Regions from separate parts of the Homo sapiens genome. Here region 2 is linked to region 1. Evidence: chromatin loops called from intact Hi-C (ENCODE). Cell type or tissue: adrenal gland. All regions are shown on one strand. Each heading gives the region's core, and the rest is flanking DNA. Links, peaks and the distances in the headings are about the cores only.

Region 1 (9,097 bases), core at 1-8,000:
TGGGCTCCCAACACGGCTGTGGATGGACACCCCTTATCCCCCCATGGATGAGATGCTCGGGCTCGGGGCACCAGTCCACCCCGGATTCTGATGCCAGCCGTGCAGCTCCACTGCTCCCCTCAGGCAGGTCTCTCCACACTGCCCAGGGGCTGCCCACCCTGGTCCCCTCTCCGTCCTCTGCGGGCCGAATGATGTGGGCTGGAAGAACCCAGCCCTTCCTATCTGCTCCCCAAGTCTCCTCTCTGGTCCTCTCAATGAGCTGGCCCCCAGTGCTCCAGGACCCAGATGCTCCAGGCTCCTTGGGTTGGGGAGGAGCCCCAGGTGGCCAGCCCCAGTTGAGGGTCCTGTAAGGCAGCATGGGAGGCCGAGGACAGGACAAGAGATGGCCATGGCAAGAGAGGGGCCAAACTGCACTTGGGAGCCCTGGGCCAGTCCCCAGCCAGGGAGTGGTCTTTAGGGTTCGGCCCTCAGGGTTCACATGACTCAAATGGGTGAGTGGTTGCAAACCTCACATGCAGATGCCTAGATTCCTGCATGTCACACCCCTTTACTTGTAACTCACACAAGCTACACACTCATGGTGGCCAAGCACAGGCACAGCTTGTGTGGATCCTCTCATACGTGCCCTGTCTCTGCGCTAACTGCGTCCAGAGAGCAAGGGCTCTGTCTGCAGCTGCGTTTCAGCACCCAGAACAGCACCCAGTAGGAGCTCACGGAGCCTCCAATGATGCAGAGGACCTGGGATGTGTCCCTCTCACTCGCACGGCAGGCAGATGGCCCTGCTCCTTGCTCCGCCCAAGGTGCCTGGGGACTCCCCACGACGTTCCCCCGTTTCGGACCCTAGGCCACCGTGGGCCCTCCTGGGCGCAGACACACTGGGCCCCAAGCCTCTCCTTCTCTGCTGCGAGGGCGACTTGCTGCTCAGGTCAGCCGGACTTTCTCTGTGCCGTGGGCCCCGTTGCCCATTGGTGAAGCCGCAGACGCTTTCTCAGGACGATGCTTGTTTCTGAAGCATACAACTACACAGAGGACCATGGAGGAAGCACTCATCACACAGCAGTTACCAGAATGTGATACAACGAATTGTGAGGTGGCAACGCACGTGCTTCCCCGGGAAGCCGTTTCACAGGAGCCGCAACGGGCCTAATACTGACTACAATTCAAAGTCACAGTGAGAGGACGCCGTTTTCCAAGCTGTCTGCTACGAACGTGGAGGGGCATAAACAGCGGCGACGTCTACTGGTGACCAAGCCCCAGGTCCCGGAACACCATCGTTCCGAGTAAGAAAAAATGCTAAATTCTGGTTAGAGGTTAGCAACGATGGAGATGTAATCTCTTTCTCAGCCAAGTTCATGAAGCCCATGAATTACATCCAGAACCTCATCCGTGCACCCACAGAAGGATGGATGCATCTAGAACAACCCTCCTGCATGCTGGTGTTTGGCCACCACAGTCTGCCCTTCCTCCCATCCCAGCACCTGGCGCTGAGTGGTGCCCCCTCCCCTGAGCTCCCTCTTCCCCTGGCGTGGTTCTGCCTATAGCTTCAGTTCAAGTATTTCTCTTGGGGGTGCTACTGGCGTTTGTGGAAGGGCACCTCCATCTTGCAGGATTACTGGGCTCCCTGGCCCCACCCACTAAACACCAGAGCACCCCCACTCCTCAATCACTGGGATGTCACAAGTGCCCAGGGCAACTGCTCCCGCTTGGGAGCCACCCTATCCCAGGGGACCTTCCCAGGTATCTGTCTGACCTGCAGCCACCCCTCACCCCAAATTGCCCACAGGATGAGGCCACGCACATAGAACAGGGAGGCACCTGTTCTAACACCTACCATCCTGGGTGTGAGGCCACAGGAGGGAGACTGAAGATGCTGAGCAGTGTTCTGTGTACAGCCCCCCGCCAGGCTCGGGGAGGGGGCATCGCGTTCAGGAACAGTGGGGCTGGATTACGTGAGAGACTTGTCCTTTTAAAATACCTCCTTGGGTCCAGTGTGTCCCAAGCTCCATGACAACTGGAGATGCATGTAAACGCCTGAGCCAACCCTGGTGGCAGGTGGCATCAGCTTTGTCCCCAGGGCCTGGTAGATGGTCACAGGTGGGTGGGATGCTCTCCCTGCAGTCTCCAGAGCCAAGGATGGGCCTCCTGGCCCCGGTTCTTGAGGAGACACTTGGACGTCACACATGGGTTACCACAGGGATGGGATCAGACAGCCACAGGGAGCCCCAGTCACCAAGGATGCGCCAGACACGGGTGGGCTGCGGGGTCCACAGTGGGCACTGAGGCTGCACCAGATGCAGGGACAGGCTGAGACGATCACCCATAGGCCACAGCTCTGTGACGCACTGGACAGCTGTCGTCGGTGTTTGGGGAAATCGTCTGAAGGTGCGCACAGGCCACAGACTTCCCTACAGGTCCCACTGCTGATGGCGCACCCAGGAAGCACCCCTGCCGGGGAGGCTAGGGATCCGGTCGCTGCTGCATGGGCCTAAGGCTTGGCTGTTCCCAGGAGGGAGACGTGCTGTTCTGGGCCTCAGAGCATCGGGGTCACTGCAGCCAGATCCATCACCCCAGGATGGACCAGCGGGTGAGGACGGGGCTCAGGATGGACAGTGCCGCAGGGTCCTGGGCGGCTGGATTTGGGAGTCCCCGGAAGCCCCAGCCAAGTTTCTCAGTAGAACCTGAACTTCTGTGGGGCGAGAGCAGAAGCCTAGCAGCGTTGTACTTCCTGGCCCGCCCAGCTCACCCTTGTCCCTCAGGAGGAGCCAGGACAGCAGGCGGGCATGTGGTGCCCACTGTGGGGCTGGCTCTGACCTCAGGAGACCCACCGGGCGTGGCGGCTGGGCTGGGCTGAGGCTGGCCGGGCCCTCCTGCGGTGTGTGTCCTCACATGGCCCCGACACGGAGCTGCAAAGAAGCCGGGCCGTGTTCACAGCCTCCCCTCCTGTGCGCTCCCGGTGCCCCTCAGGCCTCTGGGTGCCTGCACCTGCGGGGTAGTCTGTGGCCTTGGCCCAGCTCCCCATCCTCTGACCCAGCCTCACCCCTGCTAGCCAGGCCCAGAGCAGGAGTGAGTCACTCGGCAAGCAAGTGTGGGGCTTGGCCCCAGGCGGCGAGGCCTCTCAGCTCTGAGCCCTGGGAACCCCTCTCTGGGACTCAGCTTTCCCATCTGCAAACTAAGTGGTATTCAGCCCACCCGGTAGACAGCCCCTGGTGCTGCCGACTCTGGGAACTCCTGGGGCACCTCAAAGGTGGGAGAGGACCAGGGGAGGGAGGGCCTGGGGAAAGAGGGACCCTTCTCTCCCTGTCCACCGGCTGCGCCCCATCAAAGACCTTGAGAGCCCACCAGGAGGCCTAGTTCACAGATGCCGCTGGGCCTCACCTCCCACTGCCCCGTGCTGGGCTCAGGGTTTCTGCTTCCGAGTCGCCTGGCCTCAGGGATGATTTGCAGTGGCTCTGTGGCTGGCCCTCCTCCCCACCACAGCCCTGGGAGGTCTCCTCCTCCTGAAGGAGCAGGACAGGTGGAGCCCCTGGGTGGCTGCCCTGTCACCCTGCCAAGCCTGCAGGACCCAAGGGGCACTCAGCACAAGAGAGCAGCGGGCCTCCTCGGCCAGCCACCGCCTCAGGAGACAGCAGTGGTGCAGCCTCCTGGCCCCCAGGCCTCCCTCATCTCTACATCTCCAAACCCTCGCCCTGCAGTCCCACTGCCTCCCCGCCCAAAGTCCACCTGAAGGGCTCTGCCCCCTGACAAGTGGGAGACTGGGGCCTGTCCAAGGCACACTCACACCACTGAACCACGACTCTCCCAGCCTGGGCTCCCGCAACGCAACCTGGAGAAGGTTTTCAGGCCAGCCTGGCCACTGCCCCCCACCCCAGTTCTGTGACGGCACAGGCGGCGGCATCCTCAGCCACTGCTGTACCACTAGACCTGGAACATCACCTGAGTGGCCCGGCCCTGCCACCCGGACCTGAGGGAAAAGCGGAGGCCCACGGCAGGAGGGGCTGGCCAAGGACCCAGTAGCTGTGCAGGGCCTGACGCTGAGGCCTCCCAGGCTTGTGGGGACCAGGCTGTGCCCAGAGAGCGCCTCAGGTGGACGGGGGTGAGTGGCAGGCTGGGGCGTGGTCACTCCCTCACACTGTCACCAGGGTCTCGGGCACATCTGTGCTGAGCTCTAAGCCCATTACAGAAACACGGCCCAGTGCTCAGGAGGCCACAATCACAAAACACCCAGAGCCTCGGGGTCTTTGCCACCTGATGGGAAGATGTAGGTGTGCCGGGCTGGGCTAGCTCCCCACTACAGGCTAAACTGTACCCCCAAAACCCACATGGCTGAGGCCTAACCCCGATTCCTCAGGATGTGACTTTGGGTGTGGAGTCTGTGTGACACCTCTCGTTAAGAAGAGATGGTACCGGTGGGCCCTGACCCAATTAGAGTTGTGTCCTTGTGAAGAGGGGGAATTCGGAGACAGAAGCGCACACGGGGAGAGCGGCCTGTGGAGGCCAAGGTGGGATTTACCAGCCAAGGAACACCTGGAAGCTGGCAGTGTGGAGCAGACTTCCTCACGCCTCAGAAGGGGCCAGCCTGGTGGACGCACACTTGATCTCAGGCTTCCAGGCTCTAGAACCACGGACGACCCATGTCTGCAGCTGCAGCTGCTCAGCCTGTGGCACTGTTCCGACAGCCCTGGAAACACTTGTGCTCCCAACCCCGGCACCCAGCCCCACCCGGTACCGGGAGGGACTCGGGGCCTTCCCCACCCTGTGTGGAGCTCAGGCCTGCCCAGGCGGGGGCCCCGGCAACAGGGAGGGTACGTGTTGGCCGATGCCCGGGAAGTCAAGCTGTGGGGAAAGGCCGGAGGAGGCGGGTGCTGTGGGTGGGCACAGGGAGGACACCGTGGAGGGAGGGGACAGGTGTGCCAGAAAGGTGGGTCAGCAGGAGCTGGCGGGAGATGGAGCTGAGGCCACAGGCAGGAGAGGGGATGGTGTGAGGCTGGCCTGGCCCTCTCAGGGGCTCCTAAACCCACCCGGATTCCAGACTGCTACCGAGCCTGGGGCAGTGGGGTATGCCCCTCACACCTGTACTTCCCCGCCACCCACGGCGGGCCAAGGGCAGCCAAGGAGGCTGCAGCTCTGGGCCCTGCTCCTCAGCATAGCCCTCACCCAACACCTGGCTGCTGCGTGCTCCCGCCTGGGTGTGGGGCCTGGAGGTGGAGGGAGAACCGCCCGCTTCCCTGGCCCAAGCCTCAACACCCTACACTGCACCCCCCACCCCGTCAGGAGACTTCAAGCGGCTCAGGGCACCTGCCCAGGCCTGTTCCCAGACAAAGAAAAGCCACCACAGGCACGGCAGCGAGGAGCCCAGGCTCCGGGCAGGCGGCTCCTGTCTGGAGCCCCCACGTAAAGTGGGCAAGATCCCGGGCCCCACAGGGCTGTGCTGGCGACTGGCAAGATCCAGGCCGGCTCAGGGCTCTGGGCACGTCGACACTGGACAGGGCCAGGGCTGGGCAGAGGCCCCGCATGTAGGAGTGCCCACCCCAGCCTCCACCACGGGTCCAGTCTTGATCTGAAATAACTGAGCCAGGCCCTGTGAGGACGGTCTGGCTTAAGAAAAGGCGTCCAGCCTCTCACTGGCCCGGGCACGGCAGATGTGGGGCCCCAGGCCAGACCTGACCAGTGTGGCTTCGGGTGAGCCCCTCCCCTGGCTCGTCTCCTGTCTAGTGCCAGCCCATGGCTGACACCTGTGCCATGCACATGGATGCCATAGAACAGACATGGGCATGCTCAGACACCCACTAAGCTCTCCTCCGAGGTCTGATGTGCAGCCCTGCGGTTCGGCCACCAGGTAGGTATGCCCCCCGTCCTGCTGTAGGGAGGCGTCCTCGGTACCTGGGAAGGCGCGTTAACCACAGGCTCACACTGTCCCTAGAGATTGCTGGTGTGAAGGTACAAGCCCCAACAGACTGGACTGCCTTATCTCCCTGGCTTGGCACCTGTGGGCACCTGAATAGGGTACCTGTCCACTAATCCTGGGGCACTTGGCCCAGTGTGGGTGGCTGGTCTGCCCTGTTGGGGACATGCAGGGCTTCGTGGCACACGCTGGGAACAGCCCTCCTAGCAGTCCTGCCCCCCACAGGCAGTGGAGCCAGGCCGGAGGGTGAGGCCCAGCTGTGTGGAAGTACGACTCTCTGGGCGGCACGGCCAGGAGGAGCTGGGCAAGACCGGAGGCAGGGAGGCCAGGAGGAGCTGGGCAGGACCGGAGGCAGGGAGGCCAGGAGGAGCTGGGCAGGACCGGAGGCAGGGAGGCCAGGAGGAGCTGGGCAGGACCGGAGGCAGGGAGGCCAGGAGGAGCTGGGCAGGACCGGAGGCAGGGAGGCCAGGAGGAGCTGGGCAGGACCGGAGGCAGGGAGGCCAGGAGGAGCTGGGCAGGACCGGAGGCAGGGAGGCCAGGAGGAGCTGGGCAGGACCGGAGGCAGGGAGGCCAGGAGGAGTCCCGGTTAAACGTTCTAAATGAGCCTAAGAGATGGAGCCCAGGCCCAGGACAGGAGAGCGGGCTGGGAAAAGCACGAGCCTTCCAAGAAGTGCAGAGCCTGGGACAAGCAGCCTGGCCTGGCTTTACTGGGCAGTGGTCAATGCTGTAGCCAGATCTGGCCCTAAGAGGAGCGCTTCACCAGGCTTCGGTTTACTCATTTGTAAAACAGGTCTACAAAGACCCCTTCCGTCTGATGTGTTAACCAGACAGTCATGGGAAACGCTCCACAAGCCGGGTTTCCCCGTGTTCTAAGAGCACCCGGGTTCATGAGTGCTCTTAGGGTACCGGATGCCATTAACTGAGAGGGGTGTGTGTGGGCCTTTGCAGAGGGTGTCCGGGGAGAGGGGGGACACAGCCCGAGGCTGCCCACGAGGTGCACAGCCCCAGCACCTTCTCCCTCCTGGCCACCTTCACAGGAGGTCACGATTATTCCCTTTCTCTCCTGTGAAAAGGCCCGGGGACACCGGGGATGGGATGGGGGTGGGGGCATCTGTGCCTGAGGAGTGCTGTGGCCTGCCTGGCATGGGAGGCTTGGCGGTCCAGCAGGGACCCAGGCCATTGCATCACGCAGGTGGCCCTGTCGGATCAGGGCTCCCCTGGGCTCCGCTCGGTCCTCACGCTGGGGATGATGAGCTCCTCTCATGGAGGGAAGAGCAGCGACACAGCAAAGGCTGAGGACCACCTGGGAACCACGCTGAGCCACCTGGACAGGACAGGGCACAGGGAACTGTCTGGTCTGGTGAGGGGCTGTGTGCCAGGCAGCCTCCGAGAGGCCCGCTGAGCAGGACTGAGAAGCAGATGCTGGTGGGCTCTCCCGGGCCCAGCCGGAAACACCCTTTCAGGGATGTGGGAAGGAGAGGTCCAGGCCCTCTGAGGATGGTTCCCCAGAGTCTGTGTGCCAACCACCCAGGCGGTCAAAAGTGGCACAGAGAAGAAAAGATTCCTTCGGAGGGGCCCAACGAGTGGGTGCTTGGTACAGGCTCCAGGGCACGCTGGTGCCCGCTCCAGCTGGTAGGCGGGCTGCCACTCTGGGCACAGGAGCGGCTGGGCAGTTTCTGTGCCACCGACAGTCCCATGCCCCACTCTGACTTCTGCCCCCAAAACTAGACCTTAGGGCCCCTCCTCTGCCTCAGGCTGGGAGACCCTGAGAACAGGGGTGTCTGCTCCAAGGAGACCCTCCTCTACCCTCCATGTCCCGCTCCCCACCCAGCACAGCCAGGTATAAAGCCAGGAAGGCCTGGGGGTGTCCTCCGAGAAGCTATCCTGGGCCGGGAGCCAGCCGGGTTCTGTGGCTACAACAGGGAAACAGTTAGAGGTGGTCCCAGCGACCAGGGAGCTCAGGTGCCAAGGTGGGGCGCTGAGACCCCAGCAAAGGAGCAAACAGACACACATCACATCACATCAGACATCAGGAGGCCAGACAGGTGCTCTGGGAACACCTATGCCCAGACACAACCTTGCAAGCAAAAGCAGGAGGCCTGCTGGCACGCGGGCAGTGATTCAGCATGAGGGCTCCTGGCAGCGCAGGGGCACCCGGGGTGCCACTCGGCTCCGCCCTTGCCTTCTGTGCCGTGCCCTGGCATAAAGGGAGGGTGGCCGGGTGCCCTGCTGCAGTGCCACCGTCCAGCTGGTGGCACCCAGGCCTGCTTCCTTGCCCATAAAATGGGATGACCACTGCTGTCACTGCAGCCTGGCCTGGCTGTCCAGAGGACAAAGGAAGTCTCAAAAGGGAGCCCAATATGTCCCGACACTGCCCTCTTTCATGAGCTAAGTCTCCTGTCACCCACTGCCTTTTCTGGTCCCTGGGGCAGAGGCTGGGAAGGCCCGCCACACACCCAGGGCCAACTGCTCTCCTTCCCACGAGGAAGTATCAGATCTCTACCCCACCTGCTCCGGGCCAGCGAGGTGCCCAACCCCAGGGGGTTCGCATTCCCTCTGAGGAGGTCCCCCTGGAGAAGTCTGGATGCAGGAGAGAGGGGACTGAGAATGGTGCCTACTAGGCCACAGAGGGTCCAGGGCTCCTGGGAGGATCTGCCGCCCAGGGGCCACCAGAGGGCGCCCGTTCCACGGAGCCCAGGCCCAGCCGACAAAGCAGGAGGGGACACTGGGCTTGGCTGCCCCAGGACTGCTGCGACCCGAGGGAGTCACCCTGTTTCCCTCAGCCCACGTGGCTCCCACACTGTCTTCTGTACCCTGGGTCCCGAAGGTTACTCCCCACTTCTGCAGCCATAGGGGGTGCAGGGAGAGAGGTTCCTGTCGGAGGGGCACCGACTGGAGAGGCAGTAATCCTGCCCAGTGCAGTCCTGGCCTTGCAAGTCTGGAGGAGGGTGGCACCCCGAGCCCTGGCAGCAGGCACTGGCCCATGGCTGGCACCGTGGTTAGACAGCTGCAGGGCGTTCGTACTCCCCACGCGGGGTGGACAGCATCCCCTGCCCCATCAGACACAGAGAAATCAACACAATCTGCCTGTCCTGGGTCCCTAACCCACTGCATTCCCCAACCCAAGAGCAGCACGACCCACACTCTCTGGCCCAGCCCCACATCAACTTCTCCATCTTGTCCTGCCCTCTCTTC
Region 2 (10,195 bases), core at 1,363-9,362, 290 kb after region 1:
ACCAACCTCACCCCAATTTTTTTCCTAACAAAATGAATGGATGAGTCTAATATATATTGACCTGGCAGATGTCCAGAATGTATCCTTGAATGAGAAAATGCAGCTGTGGATGAATGTGTGTGGTCTGATCTGCCTGCAGTGCCCAGCCCGGCCCAGGAGGGAGGGGGACAGGGTCTGTCCACACTGGGCCATTAGCACGGAGCGTTTGCTCAGAGAAGGGACCTGGAGAAATGAGAGGCGATTGTCTTTTTTTCATTAAAAAAAAATATATATAAATCTCCTTTTGCAGTGTGTACAATCATTTGGCCTGCCTGTGGGGTAAGTGGCTGGCATCTCCCTGGGAGCAGAGCAGGGGTCAAGGTTCTGCCTTCAAGGCCAGTGGGCTGGAGAGCTGCCTCCCAGCCATCCAGAGTGATTCAGCGCACAATTCAAAGGCATCTCCATCCCTTTAATTCCGAGATGCGGTTCTTGGCCCAGCAAGCGCCTCTGACTCCCCACCCTGTGGGCTCACAATACCTGCTTCTGGGACGAATCAGCGAATCTAGGACAAGCAGCCAGAAGTGAAACAGGCAACCTGCTCTTTAATCTCCCTGTTTCCAACAACATCAGAGAGGCGAGAGCCAAAAAGTCAGAGGGAGGAGGGCGATGGGCTGGTGCCCGACTCCCAGCAGAGGCCCTCAAAGGCTGCAGAGCCCAGGGGGGCCCCAACGGCGGCATGACGGGGCCACACCGCCCGGATGCCTCAGCCAGGCTGAGAAACACACTGAGCCCTGGTTCCCACAAATTCGGCTTTTATGTGGCGGTGAATAGGGGTGAACAATGGATCTATTGCAGGCTACACAGAATTGGCCCAGCTTGGGTCTCCCTCCCTCAATTAGGAGGCTTGGCAAGGCAGGGTTCTGGAGCCCCTGGCCTGCCTGTAAGCCTCATAAACACCACCGGCTGCTTGAATTTGGGGGAGGAGATTCCACCATCCCCTGGGGTCTGTTGCTGGCCAGACCCCCTCCCTGGCATCCCCAGCTGCCTGCATCCCAGATGGTGGCTGCTGCACCATTCCCATTGCCGTGGGCTCAGGCTCGGCCCGCGGCCTTCAGTCATGCCTTCCAGTTTCCCTCAGGATGGGACCCCCTACTCCCCTTCCACACTATGGCTCCCGCTCTTCAAACCCTTTTCCTCCTGCTGGCATCTGGGGCATCACATCCAGCGGGGGCTGGGCGTACAGAGGAATCTCAGCCCCACCCTGCACTTCCTGAGCCCAGGGCCTCACTGGCTCATCTGTGCCCACTCAGCCCCCAGCCCTCTGCACCTACAGCACAGGGTCAATGCTGTGGGCCCACCCTCCGCAACACCCACCCCACCTCCTGGAAGCACCCACTCTCACCTCTGCTAGCTGTTCCCCTAGTTTTCACCTACATGCAGTATTTCCAAAGAACACCTTTAATGGCATTAATTTTATGTGTCAACTGGGCAAGTCTGTGGTACCCAGCTGTTTGGCCAAACCCCTGTCTAGATGTCAATGCAAAGGCATTTTAAAAATGAGATTGTCCAGGCACGGTGGCTCATGCCTGTTATCCCAGCACTTTGGGAGGCTGAGGCGGGCGGATCACCAGGTCAGGACATCAAGACCAGCCTGGCCAACAAGGTCAAACTCTGTCTCTACTAAAAATACAAAAATTAACTGGGCGTGGTGGCACATGCCTGTAATCCCAGCTTCTCGAGAGGCTGAGGCAGGAGAATCTCTTGAATCAGGGAGTCAGAGCTTGCAGTGAGCTGAGATCACACCACTGCACTCCAGCCAGGGCAAGAGAGCGAGACTCCATCTAAAAAAAAAAAAAAAAATGAGATTAACATTTACATCGGTTGACTGATTAAAACAGATCCCTCTTTATAATGGGAGTGGCCCTCATCCAATTAGTTGAAGGCTTTAAGAGAAAAGACTGAGTTTCCCCAGAGAAGGAATTCTGCCTCCAAACAGTCTTTATACCCAAGATGGCAACCTCAGCTCTTCCCTGGGTCTCCAGCCTGCTGCCTGCTCTATGGACTTTTGAGTTTGCCAGCCTCCACAATTGCATGGATTAATTCCTTAAATAAGTCTCTCTCTCTCTCCACACACACACACATCCTACTGATATTCTATTTGTTCTGTTTCTCTGGAAAACCCTGACCAATACACATCTCCAGTGAAGGGAGCCCTCGCAATGGTCCCCACTGACCTCTGGCTCCTGGTGTTCACACCCTTGTATAATTCTCTCCCCTTGAGTGAGGGCAGGGCGTCATGATGGATCAACTGTGTGGAGTATGGCAAATGTAACGGGTTACAAAAAGACTTCCATCTTGCTCTCCCCCTCTTGTCCCTCTCTGAAGTCACAACCCTCACTCTGGGAGAGGCCAGTGGCCCTGATGGGAGCGGCCCTATGGAGAGGCCATGTGGCAAGGAGGCCACCAGGCATTAGGGATCTGAATCCTGGTGACAGGCATGTGAGTGAAGTGGATCTTTCCCCAGTCATGCCTTCAGGTGACTGTCCTCCAGCTGATAACCTGCAAGAGACACTGAGTCAGAAGACCCAGTGGTCTTGTGCCTGGATTCCTGACCCACTCATGAACTAATAAACACTTGTGATTTGGGGTCTGTTTTCTAGAGCCAATGTGTTTTGGGAGTAATTTGTTACTCTGAAATAGGTAACTAATGCACCACTCTCTCTTTGTCATCTTAGACCTTATCTGTTGAATTGTTGCTGTCTCACACTGATTTTCATTTCCTCTTCCTCCCAGTATAGCTATATCATGGTTTGGGTTAAATCAATATTCATGCCTCATGGGATCATGATCATGTAAGTAAAACATAACACTGAGCTAGGTAGTGCATTCTAATGGTATTTCTTTCTGAGCACATTTTTATTTTCCTGGAGTTAGTTATTGCCTTGCTTTTATTTAAAAACAAAAAGTTAGCTTTCTATGTGCCTATTTATATTCCAAATGTTTTAACAGAATTCTCAAATGTCAGCAATACATTTTCAAACGCTGAAATACACCAGATAATCCATTGTTTCCATTTTCCTTTTCTCCTGGCAATTTCCCTCTTCGGACCTTTGCCCCTTCCTCTGGAGTCTTGATTCTCTGGACCTGAGTTGTACCTGCCACTCTGGGGGACTCCCTTCACCTCTCGTCTGAGTTGTGCAACCTGTTTTCTGTATCGTATAGTTTCTCTGTACACTATGTCACCCAAACACAGTTCTAGTAGAGTCTTAAGAAAGGGAACATGGGAAATAAAATGTTGAGTCCCAGTAGGTCTGAAAATACCCTTTTCAATCCTAATGGTGGACTGGTCACTTTTTAGGTGTGATATTCTAGGTTCTCTCTGAAGTACTCAGGGCATCTTGCCATACGTCCCAGCTTCCAGTGTGACCATGGAGGGACCTGATGCTTTTTGAGTTCCTGCCTTTTTTATGTGATCTGCCCTTGCAGGTTGGATACCTGTAAGCTTTTATTTGGTTTCCAGTGTCCTGAAAGGTCCAAAGCTGTGCCTTCTTGTGGGTTTTTTCCTCTTCTGGCCTCTCCCAGAGTGAGGATTCTGACTTCAGAGACAGAGCAAGAGAAAAAGGAAGAGAGGAAAAGGGCAGAGAGTGAGCCTGGTCATCAGAGACGCTATTCTCCTTCGCCGGAAGGAGACTTGCTATATTTTCATGATTGCTGTGGACATTGGCTCTGCTGAGTTGAGCCTCTAATGTTTCTACTTTTCTCAGCAATTTTCCATATTTTGTCTTTTTGTTCTATTTTAGGAGAGACTTTTGCTGTCTTCTTACCTTTCTGCTAATTTTTAAAATTTAGATTATTGCATTTTCAATGGCCAGTAATGTTCCTTGTTTCAGAATGCAGCTTTCATTGTAGCCTCCCATTTTGTTTCATGGACAGAACGTCTGTCTAACCCCAGTGCTGTCTCAGCCGATGCTGTCTAACGCCAGTGCTTTCTAACCCCGATCCTGCCACCGTGTTTCCCCCATCCTCCCTAAATGCAGGCTTGTACCTTGAACCTTGTGGATATCACTGAGAGCTGACGCCACATGCCAGGAGCTTCCTGGACACAATCCTATTGTTTTACTCTTCTCAGATATGGAAGCTGAGGTATGGAGATGGTGAGTGTCCTGCCCAGTCGCATAGCCTGTCACAGCCTGGCCAGACTCACCGGTAGGGATCCCTTCCAAGCCTGGGGCATGAGCCAGCCTAGGAGGCTCAGCCCCTCCCTCCCTGCACGTCCGCCTGGTGTCTCTCACACGTCTTCTTGGTGGGGTGGAAGAACCGTCGCATTTCTCCCTGCAAGGATCCTTCTGAGGCCCCCTCTCCTCGAGGCTCACGCCCCACCCCATCGGAGTACAAGTCACAAGTCCTTCTACCCACCCCAGCTAGGGGCAGACCCCGAGCTGTGACCCAGTGGAGTGTCCCCCGCCTCTGAGAGGTGGCAGTGACTCCTCTCAGAAGCATCATAGGGCTGGGAAGACTCCCGAGTCCCAGTCTCCACTGGCCACTGCAGGGCCTCGTGTGTCACTGCCTGGGAGGTGGAGGTGATATGAGCTGCAGACGGTGAGCTCTGACAACAACGAGGCGTATCTTTGTTGAGGGCTTCTTGTGTGCCAGGGACCCCTCTTCTTTAGTTTCCTTCACAACCCAGGGTCACCACCATTTAACAGATGGGGAAACTGAGGCACAGAGGTGTTAAGTAACTTGCCCAGGGTCCCACAGCTAGTAAGAGGCAGACCCAGAAGCCAAGATGCTCTCACATGAGACACCTGTGGTCTCAGCACAGCTCAGGGGTGAAGTGGCAGCAGCTGGGAAGGAGCTGGCCAGAGGTGGGAGGGTGCTCTGGCAAAGTCCCAGCCCAGGGCTCCTTCCACCCCTGCATTTCGGGGCCTCAGAGTCAGGTGCAGAGGGCTCCTACCACCCCTGTGTTCCGGGGACTCAGAGTCAGGTGCAGAGGGCTCCTACCACCCCTGCATTTCGGGGCCTCAGAGTCAGGTGCAGAGGGCTCCTACCACCCCTGTGTTCCGGGGACTCAGAGTCAGGTGCAGAGGGCTCCTACCACCCCTGTGTTCTGGAGACTCAGAGACAGGTGCGGTTTTCCAGGGTGTGGGCTCTGGGTGGGCAGGAGTGATGCAGCCTGGGTGGGGTGAACCTGGCCATTGTCACCCGCTTGCCAGACCCCAGGAACTGGCCTGAGATCTCACAAGAAACCAGGACACTCCAAGATCCTGAACTGGAAATGGTTTAGAGCACTTCTTTGGGTCTGGCTGAGTTACCCCAGTGGGAAAACGGCCTGGGAAGGCTGGGTTTGAGGGGCTGGGGTCAAAGTTGGAGAGTGCCTCTCCCAGAGGAGGGACCTAACTGGGGGGACCTCCAGAGCTCTCGTCCATTGGGTTTTCACCCCTCTGAGCCTCCATTCTCATCTGCAAGGTGGGACCAGTCAGTGCACGGCCCTAGGAGCTGGGCAACAGACCTGGATAGGGACGCCTGGACCCCCCACCCTTACCTACAGGCAGCGCAGCACCACAAGTGCCCCAGGGAGCTTGCAGGCTCCCCTCCCCACCTCACCTGCCCACCCACTGGGACCTGTGGCCTTGGGCCGAGGCTTCCTGCGCAGGGCTGCCCTCTCCTGGTTCTGGTGTGCCAGTGCACTTCCATCCCCATTCAGGACTTTCTGTTTCTTGAAAGCCCAGATAATCAGAACCTGGAAAGACCTTAGCAAGGGTCTGACCCAGCTCCTCCTTCCCCCAGGGGAGACAGGGAGGGGTGGAGGAGGTCTCCTTCTGTCCAGGTATCTGCTGACTGCGAGTCCGCTGAGCTCTCTCCAAAGGCAGAGATGGATGTCACCAGGCAGGGGCCAACCTCCCCTGCACACCCTGATTTTCTGTGTCTCCAGGCATCCTGCCCTGGACTGGGACCCACATCGGCAGGTTCAGGAGGGGATGGCAAGAGCCAGTGGGCACACAGGGTGACTGTGGGGATGGGCAGGGGACGCATGTCCAGTGACAGAGGATGACAGTGTCCTTCCGGGCTGGGTCTGGAACTAGCCCTTCCTCACCTGTGTTCCTTGGGAATCTTTTTCCAGGTGGTAAACTAACGCAGGGAGAAAAGTTTATCTTAGACAAATCCGTATGGGTTGTGCAATAGGAATTTCTTCCTTTTTGGAGATCCCAAATGCCCATTTGCTAAATGTCCAGGGGTGGGTGGTCCCACCCCAAGGGCTGCCCATGAGTCTCAGCCTTGTGCTTGGCCAGCTGTGAAGGAGGCAAGGAGCTGGGACGAGAGCACCTCCCTTCCCTTCCAACCAAGTCCTTATGGGCTCCTCTGCCTTCTCCTCTTCCAGGAAGCTGGCGTCCTGGCCCCATGGTCGAGGACCCAGAGTGTGAGCAAATTTAGAATCGAGTACCCCTGGTAAGCTGCTGCAGTTGTCTTGCCACTGTTTATCTTTGAGAGCCATGGCTTAGAGAGCCCCCTGGGCGTTCTTATGGACAGACACCTGGACGGACGGAGCCCCAGACCCCTGCACCGCAGTGAGGAAGCAGCAGCACTCACAGAGTTGGCCTCACAGGAGGGGCCGCACAGTTCTGTCTGGGAGGCCTCGGGAGACATCAGCAACCTGCAGTCCCAGGGCTTTCAGAGGACCAGGGCATCTGTGCAGAAGCTCAGGCCCTGCTCAGGGCTCTTGGAGGACCAGGGCATCCATGCAGAGGCTCAGGCCCTGCCCAGGCCTTCTGAGTGGGCCTCTGTGCAGGTGACAGAGGAGTGTCTTGGGAGAGGCAGGAAGGGTGGTCTGACCCTTACCTGCTGGGGCTGCCCTGAGACTGGGCTTATTATCCCACTCCAGTCTTGGCTGTGCACTCTGGGCAGGTACCTTCCCTTGTAGAGCCTGTTTCCTCTCCAGGGAGATGCAGACGATAAGAACAGCGCTGACCCTGCTGGGAGCCAAGGATTTCAGGGGACAGTCTATGGAGGGGTGTGGCACAGAGCAGCTGCTGGGGACGTGAGCTGGAATGGCGCAGACCTTTCTCACCAAGCGGTGATGCTGTTGTGGGAAGAGACCCACCTCCCCACTCCCACCCAGGGACGGGTCACCTGAAGCAAGTATCTACCTATCTGATCAAACAAGGAGGTAACTGATGGCCTTCCGAGGGTCACGCTCTGCCTTCTGGCAGGCAGGTCTCTTGTGCTCTATCTTTGGCTTGGCTCTGGGTCCCCCTTGGAGCTGGCCCCCGTGTCCCCAGAGACCCGTATGTCAGGAGGACTGAGGGATGCACGGATCGGGGTACCTCCTCGTCCACCTCACTCCTCATGGTCCCTCTAACTCCAGCCTCAGCTACAACAATGCGCTCTGCCCAGGCCTCACCTGCCCTGCGGCACAGTCCTCACCTCACCTGCAGCGCCTGCTCCTACTTCATGCTTCCTCCCTGACTTCTCTGAGATAACTGCTCTGGAAGCCTGCAGCAGCCCAGTAGGCACCCCAAACAGGAAGTGGGGGAGTTTATCCCATGGGGCAGCCCCCCGCCAGTGGAGATGGGAGACAGTGGAGTGGATACACACGCCTCCTTCTAGGCTGAGGATCAGAAGCCCCGGGGCATGCCCCCGCTGCCCGCAGCAGCACCAAGCCCGCGACTCACCCTGTTTCTCCTTCCCTGCTGTCTTGCTCCCAGTACTACATTCCCACTGCCTGGGTCACTTCCCAGGTAGAGCACATGCCCATGCAACAAACCACACATGTCACACACGCACATGGGTACACACATGCACACGGACACACAAACCACACACACATAGCACACACCACACACTTGCACACGGACACACACACGCACACACACACCACACACACATAGCACACACCACACACATGCACACGGACACACACAGGCACACACACACCACACACACATAGCACACACCACATACATGCACACGGACACACACTCACACGCACCACACACACATAGCACACGACACACACATGCACACGGACACACACGCGCACACACACCACACACAGCACACACCACACACATGCACACGGACACACACACGCACACACACACCACACACACATAGCACACACCACACACATGCACACGGACACACACAGGCACACACACACCACACACACATAGCACACACCACAAACATGCACACGGCCACATACACACACACCACACACACATAGCACACACCACACACATGCACACGGACACACACATGCACACACACACCACACACACATAGCACACGACACACACATGCACAAGGACACACACACGCACACACACACCACACACATGCACACACACACCACACTCACATAGCACACACCACACACATGCACACGACACACACATGCACACGGACACACACACACACCACACACATGCACAAGGACACACACATGCACACACACCACACACACATAGCACACACCACACACATGCACACAACACACACATGCACATGGACACACACATGCACACACATACCACACACACAGCACACAACACACACATGCACACGGACACACACATGCACAATAACAGAGTACACACACACCCCACACCCCACACCCCACACCCACCCACTTAACACACACCACACACATGCACACAGACACAGTACACACACACACAACCTACACCCCACCGACAGAGCACACAGCACACACATGCACATGGACACAGTACACATGCATGCACACATACACACACCCCACCAACAGAGCACACAGCACACACAAGCAGGCCCCCCCACACAATACACAGACATGCACACATACAAGTACACATCCCAGACCCCACCCACATAGCACACAGCACACTCATGCAGGCCCCCCCACACACACAATACACAGACATACACCCATGCACATGCCACACCCACACATCCCACACATGCATTCAAGCACACAAACACAAACACACATGCACATACGTGTGCACAGACATACACACACCACCTCACACATGGACATGCACACGCGCACACACACACACACATTCTTCAGGCTAAGACAACACTGGCTAAATGTTGATGCAGTGTCTGGGTGTGGCTGTTGGAGGCTCTGGGTCCTCTGGAAAGAGGAAGATGAGTGGGTGTCTCCCGCCTTCTCTTGCTCCAAGGGTGTGGGGGCCGTGGGCCCTTCCCTTTCCCAGGTCCCTTTCCTCCCGCGCAGCCAGGCCAGGCCACCCCAGCCCAGCCTTGTGCCCGTGGAGATTCCTCCTGCTTCACCAAGGCGCTGGGGCCCTGGCTGGCCTCTCGGTGATGTTTCCACCAAGCAGCGCAGGGTCCTCAGGTGCCTGTGTCATGGCATGTGGAGTGTGGGTCCTGTCGTGGGATTCAGGCACCTGTCACAGCCCACCTGGAAAGCTGGTGCTTCTCTCCCTGAGTCATGGGAGGGCTCCCTCTGCCCTGTGTCCCCATCCCTGGCTCCAAGTCTGAGAGAAGAAGGCTCTGCCAGCAGTGACCTGCCCGCCTCTCTGGCTCTATCAGCTTCTCTCTGTGATGAGCCCAGCCCGGACCAGCTCCAGACAGCCATAAGTCCCTGGGCCAGGGGCCTCAGCTGACAGGGAGGCTCAGGGCTGCAGCCCATCTGCTCACATCGTGTAATGACCATGACCCTAGAGTTCCAGGAGGAAGCATCTCAGAAAAGACCCTCGTGGGCGTGGGGAGCTGCCCGCCTTGCCCCCAGGGCTAGGGCCACGCTGGTGGTCGGGGGCCTGGAGCCCCTTCTCCCCGCCAGCCTGTGCTCAAAGCCTTGGCTTTTGGCCAGACCTGGGCATGGAGCCAGGGGCCAGGCGGGTCCACATGCTTCTGTCCTGCACAGGGTTACCAGATTTGGCAGAAAAAGAAAAAGAAAGAAAAACAGGTAAAATTGGAATTTCAGTTAAACAAGGATGCTTATCAGTATAAATATGTCCCTGGCAATATTTGGGACACACTTATACTAAAAAAAGTATTCATTAATTATTTGAAATTTACATCTAACATGGCATCTTGTATTTTTTTCAGGACGACCAGGGTCCCAAGGGCCCCCCACAACCCCAGCCCCACTCGACCCCAGGCCAGATTCCCCTTTGTTTCAGGAGAAGCCTCTCAGGCCCTGAACTGGGACCTGGTCAGGAATTCTGAGTTGGTTAAAGGAAGGAATTATATCTTTTTTTAAAAGAAG

The links. Peaks named below come from ENCODE experiments on the same cell type or tissue, not always from the same donor. Only the 100,000 strongest peaks of a DNase experiment are listed, where the experiment ranks them.
Region 2: a loop joins it to region 1, with 5 times the contacts of the local background. A loop is called at or near these places in 39 of 110 quality-filtered maps.

Annotation. Positions count from the first base shown.
Region 1 is chr2:240,437,920-240,447,016 of GRCh38, reverse strand. The region is part of intron 1 of GPC1 (glypican 1); the gene reads right to left. Among named protein-coding and RNA genes, the nearest start is that of GPC1, 6.8 kb to the right of the region's middle. RefSeq lists an enhancer at 8,852-9,097. In adrenal gland, for the core only: no CTCF peak of the experiment used is centred there; no DNase peak of the experiment used is centred there; H3K27ac peaks cover 1,002 bases.
Region 2 is chr2:240,145,828-240,156,022 of GRCh38, reverse strand. No RefSeq gene overlaps it. Among named protein-coding and RNA genes, the nearest start is that of OTOS, 10 kb to the right of the region's middle. RefSeq lists an enhancer at 442-941. In adrenal gland, for the core only: a CTCF peak has its summit at 5,635 (motif pointing left); a DNase peak (open chromatin) is centred at 5,614; H3K27me3 peaks cover 644 bases.